3 separate regions of the Homo sapiens genome follow, and regions 1 and 3 are each linked to region 2. A link is a contact called in ENCODE Hi-C or POLR2A ChIA-PET data. All regions are on one chromosome and are shown on one strand. Each heading gives the region's core, a stretch centred on a gene start or an enhancer-like site at or near the end of the contact. The rest is flanking DNA. Distances are from core to core; before and after follow the strand shown.

Region 1 (2,864 bases), core at 18-2,517, 580 kb before region 2:
CAGAAAGTACTTTCACAACTAGATACAGTGGGACCTTGGAAAAGCCCAAGCACACTATTTCCAAACATCTATTCTAGGTGGTAAAACCTGGAACCATGTAGTCAATCTGTGAAGCACAGCTTAGTCCAATTTCCCAGAAGGTCACGAAGGGCTCTGACAACCAACTTTGATTATTTAGGATGGGGCCCTTTTTTCCTTCCAAGAATATAAATGACACATTTCTTCGACTTCACTTTTTTTTTTTTAGTTCCACAAGCAAATATCTTCAAGTAGTGCAAGTAGGCCTCAGCATTCTCAAACACTATTCTCATTATTCCTAATACCTCCATAATACTATTATTGTATATACACATTCGTGTTGCTATTTTTATAGATAAAATATAAAGGCATGAATTAACCTCTTGGTTAATTCGTGGGTGAGAATACTGAGGCTCAACGAGGCTAAGAAATGAGCCCAGAGCTTGCTGGTTAAGAATACAGGTCCTCTAGACTCCCAGGCCCCAACACTTAACCATTAAGCCACACTGCCATTCAGGGAATGCTACTAAATCCAGTTACTGTACACAACTACTTTCAGGTCACATAACTGGGTGCAAAGAGTTCTATAGCAAGGATTGGGGCGGCAGGGAGGGTACACTACCTAAGCTAAGATTTTTTTTCTTTAACGAATATAGCACATGTTCCCGATTTCCATCCTCCCCCACGGGCAGAACCCACGTGCCGGTCCCCCGCTACCCAGAACCGCTCCCTCCCCACACTACCCCACGCTACCCAGCAGCCTCCCCACGCCCTTCCCTCTGCCCTCCCGCAAGCGCTGCACCCGCGCCTCCCGCCCCCTCCCCAGCGACGGCAGCCGGGGCGCCCGCGCCGCCCTCGCGCGCCGCAGCCCGCGCGCCCCCGCCTCCGCCCGGCGGGGTCACCCCCGGGGCCTGCGCGCGCCCTTGCCGCCGCCTGCCCGCCCCGAAATCCTCCCGCGACGCCGACGCCGGGCAGGCCGCGCCCGCCGCGCCTGCCATGGTGGGCGCCTCACCGTCAGGCTGGGAAGCCGGGCCCGGCTGCGCCATGACCAGGCGGCCGGCCTCGGGGAGCGGGGATGGGCGGGGAAGCGGCGTCCTGGGCTCCCGCGGGCTCAGCTGGCGGAGGAGGCGTCAACCGAGCCGCCGCCGCCGCCGCCCAGAGAGAAACCGCTAAGGCTGGATCCGCCGGCGCCGCCACAGCCGCGGGCAGAGACGGACCCGACCGCCGACCTCCGCCTCCTCATCCTGACAGCGGGAAATAAGCAGTGCGCAGGCGCAGGGGGATGGGGCGGCACGTGACGTTGGCCCGAGGGGAGGGGCGGGGCCTCGGGAGCGCGGAGGGAGCGCGGAGGGAGCGCGGAGGGAGCGCGGAGGGAGCGCGGAGGGAGCGCGGAGGGAGCGCGGAGGGAGCGCGGAGGGAGCGCGGAGGGAGCGCGGCGGGAGGGGAGGGTTTCGGCGGAGCTGGGCGCCTGACCCAGCGGCGCGGGGAGGCTGAGTGCCGAGCGGAGCTGGAGAAGAGGGGCTGCAGCAGAGGCCTGGCCTCTCGAAGGTGCCGGTCCCGGTTCTCCACCCCAGCACAGTGAGGGGAAAAAAAAAAATGAGTAAGAGAGGAGGACCGATGGCGGGGTGCAGTTCCAGCCTCTACCTCTTCTAGCTTTGCGACCTTGGGAGAGTCACTTCACCTCTTGGAATTTTTATCAATATAATGGCTAAGAAAAGTTTAAACGAGGTAATAAAGTATGAAGAACTGTTTCCGACAGTACTGGGCCTGGACCCCAGGTCTTCTGGTGCAGAGGCCAGTATACTATCCATTCAGCAAATACGTTTGGGTTTTCAGTCGTGATAGATGCTGGAGATACAGCCAGGTACAGACCCTGCACTCATGGCAGGAAAGGAGAAATCATATACACAAAGTGTGGCCCTTATACTTGGGCCCCTGGGCCCTATACTTTAGGAACTCCCCTCTAATCACCACTCCCCGTCTGATTTCGACACCTGGAGTGCCCCATGCCAAGGAGGTAGTTTAAAAAGCTTTTTTTTTTTTTTTGGAGATAGAGTCTCACTCTGACACCCAGGCTGGAGTGCCATGGTGCGATCTCGGCTCACTGCAACCTCTGCCTCCCGGGTTCAAGCAATTCTCCTGCCTCAGCCTCCCGACTAGCTGGGACAACAGGCGCACGCCACCACACCCGGCTAATTTTTGTATTTTTAGTAGAGACGGGGTTTCACTATGTTGGTCAGGCTGGTCTCAAACCCTTGACCTCGTGATCCGCCTGCCTCAGCCTCCCAAAGTGCTGGGATTACAGGCGTGAGCCACCGCGCCCGGCCTAAAAAGCTATTTTGAAATCAGAGAGGAGCATCAGGAATTATGTACATTTTAAGACCCAGCAATCCCACCCCAGGATGAGGGAGTCCACAGGGTTTGGCACTTCAGGACCAAGTTCTGAATACTTGTGGCCCCAGAATTCCCTTTCCAGATGGCTGAAGCTGTGGTCTCTTTCCCAGATCCATTCTCTCTATGGCAGAGTCTAGACATCCCTAAAAGAAGCTAAAGTGAAAGCATAAAGAATGAGTTCATGTCCTTTGCAGGGACATGCATGAAGCTGGAAACCATCATTCTCAGCAAACTAACACAGGAAAAGAAAACCAAACACCTCATGTTCTCACTCATAAGTGGGAATTGAATAATGAGAACACATGGACACAGGGAGGGGAACATCACACACCGGGGCCTGTGGGGGGTGGGGGGAAGGGGAGGGAGAGCATTAGGACAAATACCTAATGCATGCGGGGCTTAAAACCTAGATGACGGGTTGATAGATGCAGCAAACCACCATGGCACATGTA
Region 2 (2,700 bases), core at 123-2,622:
TCATTCATACCACAGTTTAAAAAACAGCATAAAGAAGGCCATGAGTGAAAACAAGCCACACGCAGACCCCAATCTTGTAAAATATTCATTTATGTGCTTGTGCATAGACTAATATTAGGAAAGTATACACGCTACTGGGGCAGGGCTTTGCGGGGGAGGAGCAGTTTTTCTTTTTACTTTATGCCTTTCTGTACTGTTTGAATTGGCTTTTGCAAGGCGCACGTCTTGTATCATTTCTGAAGTTGCAAATGTAGTTAAAAATGTCTGTGATTTCAAGTTACCTAGAGAGTTATTGATTCCTTCTCTTTCCCTGCCGCTGCCGAGTTGCGCGGAGGCGGAGGCTTGGGTACCTTCAAGATTCAGCTTCACTTGTAACCCACCGCCACGGCCGAGGAAGGCATTGCTGCTGGAGGGGTAATGGATGTTAATACTGCTTCACAAGAGGTGCTGAAGACCGCTCTCATCCACCATGACCTAGCACGTGGAATTCGCGAAGCTGCCAAAGCCTTAGACAAACGCCAAGCCCATCTTTGTGTGCTTGCATCCAACTATGATGAGCCTACTATGTATGTCAAGTTGGTGGAGGCCTTTGTGCTGAACACCAAATCAACCTAATTAAGGTTGATGACAACAAGAAACTAGGAGAATGGGTAGGGCTCTGTAAAAATCGACAGAGAGGGGAAACCCCGTAAAGTGGTTGGTTGCAGTTGTGTAGTAGTTAAGGACTATGGCAAGGAGTCTCAGGCCAAGGATGACATCGAAGAGTACTTGAAATGCAAGAAATGAAGAAATAAATCTTTGGCGCGCGTACACACACACACACGTTACTGATTCCTAGGCAGGGTGCGGTGGCTCATGCCTGTAATCTCAGCACTTTGGGAGGCCAAGGCGGGCGGAACACCTGAGGTCAGGAGTTCAAGACCATCCTGGCCAACATGGTGAAACCCCATCTCTACAAAAATACAAAAAAAATTAGCCGGGCGTGGTGGCGCGCGACTGTAATCCCATCTACTCGGGAGGCTGAGGCAGGGAAATCGCTTGAACCTGGAAGGTGGAGGTTGCGGTGAGCCGAGATCGCGCCACTGCACTCCAGCCTGGGCCACAGAGCGAGACTCCGTCTCAAAAAAAAAAAATGAGAGTTATTGATTCCTACAGCGAAGATGTCCCAAGACTCCGTCCGCTAAATGGAAATCGTTCCGACTTTGGCGCCTTTTGTCCGGACCACGTGTACCTTTAACATCACAGGACCGCCTCGGACACGCTCACAGGCAGCCTCATCCGCCATCACTCCGGGAACCGAGCACCCCGCTGCCTCGGCGCCCAGGCTGCTCTCTCCGCGCATGCTCCTTCCCAGCTTGAGCCCGCGAGTCCAGCCTGCCTTCACTCAGTGCGCAAGACCGCAGCCCCCTCCCCACGCCCCCTCCCCAGTAGGCGGCCGTCGCGGTGTGTTTGCGTCATCGCGCCACGCCACCACTGGAACCCGGGGGAAGATGGCGGCAGCCGTTCTGAGTGGGCCCTCTGCGGGCTCCGCGGCTGGGGTTCCTGGCGGGACCGGGGGTCTCTCGGCAGTGAGCTCGGGCCCGCGGCTCCGCCTGCTGCTGCTGGAGAGTGTTTCTGGTTTGCTGCAACCTCGAACGGGGTCTGCCGTTGCTCCGGTGCATCCCCCAAACCGCTCGGCCCCACATTTGCCCGGGCTCATGTGCCTATTGCGGCTGCATGGGTCGGTGGGCGGGGCCCAGGTGAGTCCGTGGCCCGCGTGCCCGCGGCCCTGTGGGGAGGATGGCGCGGCACCTGTGCGCCGGGATTACGGTGCAGTGCAAGTGCGATAGGGAGGTTGAAGGAAGGAGAGCTGCGGGCAGAAAGGGGATCCAGGTATCAGTCCGGACGGGATGCACGTATTTCTCCTTTATCGGCCATGAGTTTCTCCAGGGGAAAAATGGGCCTTATTTTTCTGTTGTTAGGCTATTGGTCGGCACACAGGAATCGATTAGGTTCCAGGCCCGGTCACTCACTAGTTGTATAATCTAAAAGTCTCTTTTTCCTCTGGCAATATCTGTTTCGGGGATTGTTTCGACTGACTGAATGACGCATTCAACAATAAACATTTACCGAGCTCTTATTGAGGGTCAGATACTGTACTAGGCGCTCCGGTTACAGACGTGGTGGCGATACACAAAATGCTGCGAAACAAGATGAGAATTGAATATCAGGGGTCTCTAACCTTATCTGAAGACTGGCAGAGATTTTTCCAAAGAAACCGGCGTTTAAGCTGAGACCCTAAGGATGAATAGGGGTTGGGTAGGGAAAAAATATGGGAGGGGCTGTTCAGTCAGAGGAGAGCTCATGTGGGAAGACCCTGTGGTAGGAAGGAACTGGAAAGAAGGGCATCGTTCCTGGGGCTCAGATGTGGAGGGGAAGAGAGTGGGTACAGATGAGACTGGTGAGATGGGTAGGCAGTGGTCGGGTCATGCAGAGCGTTTTAGGCCGGGTTAGGAGCCTTTGGACTTCTATAAGAATGGAATCTGATAACCATTCAGTTCTGCAAGCTAGACACTCAAGTAATTCTAAACTCTTCTTCATACACCTCCATAAGCAATCTGTCAAGTCCTGTTGATTTTATCCTTTGAGTAGTTTTCAGATCTGTCCACTCTTTTCCATCTTTCTCATTGCTCCCATTCTAGCTTGAACCCCCACCATCTT
Region 3 (2,700 bases), core at 54-2,553, 720 kb before region 2:
CTTCCTGCACAGCAGCGTTTCTGAACTCAGGGAGGTTTTGTCCCCCAAGGAACATTTGGCAATGCTTGGAGACATTTCTGGTTGTCACAATTCTAGTTATAGGACTATTAGCATCTAGTGGGTGGAGGCCCGAGACGTGGCTTAAACAACCCTCCACAACATATAAATATCTCCCTCAAAATGTCCATTGTCAAGGCTGAGAAACTCTGCTGTATCTGCTATCTTTCTTGCGTCGGGTTACTTTCTTGGACATTACTTACTAATAACCACACTGTGTTCAGAAGAGGCCAGAACTGAGGTGGAGCCCTCTTCTAAGCCTCATTTTACTACTCTCTAGAATAGAAATCATCTCTATCTCACAAGACGAACGTAGACAAAGTGCCTCTCTCGGTGGCCACCTCCGCAGCAACAGTAGGTAGTGTTATTGCAGAGGTGCAAACGGTGATGTCCTGACCACAATTTAAATTCAAAACAAAATCGAATCCAAAAACAAGGCTTTCTAGGACTTGACCGACCCGGGCTAATCCCACACTCTACAGTCAGCAGGCCTGGGTTTGACCAGACCAGGCGCGCTGCGGCACCTGCTCCACGGAGCAGGGCTAAGGCGAAGGCAGGGAAGACGGCGGTCACCGGGACGATCTAGGGTAGACCACTGCACAAACCCCATACCCACCTGCCGGAAAGCCTCTTTCCAAGGCGGCGAGCCCACCAGTTTGTACAGGGAGCGGCGCGGAGACCTCAACGACTCCGCCATCTCCTCTTCGCGGGAGACAAAGCCACAAGACCCGTTCCCTGGAGGCGCGCACAGACCCCTGGGAGGTGTACTTTCCGGGTGCAGACCGCGAATGGATCGCAGCGTATTCTGGGAAGTGTTGTTTTATCGACCGGCCCCACGTGGAGACAGATTTAGGCATCCAAGCGAAATGCGTGAGGCCAGCCCGACCTGCACTGAGGGAGGTAAGTCTTGAGGGAAAGTTCTGGATGCCTGGGTTTACCCAGATGGAGGTGTCCAATAGGCAATTAGATACACAAGTCTCAGGCTCTCCCCAGGTGCTAGATTTCCAGCAGCACCACCATTATGTTGACTTCTCGTCCCGCCCCCTTGGGCTTCAGAAATAATGGTGATTGGCTTTCCCTTGGTGACGCCCCTGCTTGGTGGGCTGGCCTCGCCTTCGCCCCCCGACCTGGCACGAGCCTCTCGAGCTTCCGGGCCGTCTGCTCGGTGATTGGCCGAAACAGTGAGTGGACGGCCGCGGATTGGCTGTGCTCAGCGGCGGGCTGAGCAACTGGAGTGAGGGGAGCAGTTGGGCCAAGATGGCGGCCGCCGAGGGACCGGTGGGCGACGGCGAGCTGTGGCAGACCTGGCTTCCTAACCACGTCGTGTTCTTGCGGCTCCGGGAGGGACTGAAAAACCAGAGTCCAACCGAAGCTGAGAAACCAGCTTCTTCGTCGTTGCCTTCGTCGCCGCCGCCGCAGTTGCTGACGAGAAACGTGGTCTTTGGCCTCGGCGGAGAGCTTTTCCTGTGGGACGGAGAAGACAGCTCCTTCTTAGTCGTTCGCCTTCGGGGCCCCAGCGGCGGCGGCGAAGAGCCCGCCCTGTCCCAGTACCAGGTAATGCCAGGCCGATCTTGGAAGTGACCCTCACCGGGATCGGAACCAGTCTTTTTTGTTCCTTGCTCCTCTTGGCTGTTTTTCATCTTGTGGCAGGCGTTCCAGCGGATTGACTCCGACGCTGCCATACGCGGTCGCGGGGACTCAGGCTCTCTCGATGCTTACGGCCTGGAGGCCTGGGAGGAAGGAAAGGGTCATTGAATATTCAATAAAAATACTAGTGACGGATGAGTGCTCTGGAGAAAAACAAAGCGGGCTAAAGGGGTTGAGAACGAGTGGGCGGAGTTGCTATTTTTAGTTTCGTCGAGAGAAACCTGTTTCCTGATGTGACGCTTATAATAGGTTAGATCGTAACTTTCTCTTGCGTTGTGCACAGCAAGTCAGGTTGCAGGTTTCAAAGCACCACGCTTCATGCTTGACATGGAGGAGGAAGTCTCTGTTAATTCTTACCCCCGTAACGCCCGCTTTAGAAAATAAAGCCATACCCAAAATGGGGATTTTTGTTTTTGATTAGCCGACAGCATGTGAAAATGGGTGTGATCCAGAAAGTATTACACACTTGCCGTGGTCAAATATTGGTTTATGGAAATGTTTATTTGTAATACACAGATTCTCTTAAAGATGAAAAAGAGCTTGGTACTCATTCTAAGGTATGACATCTGTTGTGTGCCCGGTCCAATTCTTGTTACCGAGAAGTGATTTAATTTTAATAAGACGCTAGCAATGCTTCTGCAGTTTTGAAAATAGGGCAGGAGTCTACAGTCTACTTATTTACCCAATTTCAGTTAAAAAGAATTATGAAGGCCGGGCGCGGTGGCTCACGCCTGCAGTCCCAACACTGGGAGGCAGAGGCAGGTGGATCACCTGAAGTCAGGAATTCGAGACCAGCCTGGCCAACATGGTGAAACCCCGTCTCTACTAAAAATACAAAAATTAGCCAGGTGTAGTGGCGCGCCCTTGTAATCCCAGCTACTCAGGTGCCTGAGGCAGGAGAATCGCTTGAACCTGGGAGGAGGAGGTTGCAGTGAGCTGAGATCACGCCCCTGCACTACAGCCTGGGCAACAGAGCAAGACTGTGTCTCAAAAAAT

What was found. Hi-C counts contacts between places; a loop is a spot of excess contacts on that map. ChIA-PET counts read pairs that join two places held with the same protein, here RNA polymerase II (POLR2A). Pooled maps may share reads with other maps.
Region 1: a loop to region 2 is called in a pooled map, with 4 times the contacts of the local background. The contact joins the promoter of RABEP1 here to the promoter of PELP1-DT in region 2. A Hi-C loop is called at or near these places in 1 of 168 maps with a recorded cell type or tissue (naive thymus-derived CD4-positive, alpha-beta T cell) and 8 of 50 pooled maps. POLR2A ChIA-PET finds 5 or more read pairs at or near these places in 4 of 52 experiments (H1, HEK293, K562 and 1 more).
Region 3: a loop to region 2 is called in a pooled map, with 5 times the contacts of the local background. The contact joins the promoter of NUP88 here to the promoter of PELP1-DT in region 2. A Hi-C loop is called at or near these places in 1 of 37 single-sample maps with no recorded cell type and 9 of 50 pooled maps. POLR2A ChIA-PET finds 5 or more read pairs at or near these places in 2 of 52 experiments (GM10248 and activated B cell).

The regions. Positions count from the first base shown.
Region 1 is chr17:5,280,687-5,283,550 of GRCh38, reverse strand. It overlaps RABEP1 (rabaptin, RAB GTPase binding effector protein 1), which reads right to left and starts at 1,267. Exons shown (of 18, transcript NM_004703.6): 1 at 1,031-1,267. The coding sequence starts at 1,064. RefSeq lists a silencer at 828-1,547.
Region 2 is chr17:4,702,902-4,705,601 of GRCh38, reverse strand. It overlaps PELP1-DT (PELP1 divergent transcript), which reads right to left and starts at 1,372. Exons shown (of 2, transcript NR_103482.1): 1 at 1,232-1,372; 2 at 73-403. It overlaps PELP1 (proline, glutamate and leucine rich protein 1), which reads left to right and starts at 1,465. Exons shown (of 17, transcript NM_014389.3): 1 at 1,465-1,739. The coding sequence starts at 1,491. It also overlaps the pseudogene RPS12P29.
Region 3 is chr17:5,418,265-5,420,964 of GRCh38, reverse strand. NUP88 (nucleoporin 88) reads left to right here and starts at 1,303. Exons shown (of 17, transcript NM_002532.6): 1 at 1,303-1,611. The coding sequence starts at 1,315. It overlaps RPAIN (RPA interacting protein), which reads right to left and starts at 783. Exons shown (of 7, transcript NM_001033002.4): 1 at 674-783. The coding sequence starts at 754. RefSeq lists enhancers at 512-731, 742-861, 591-1,128, 1,129-1,666, 1,302-1,941.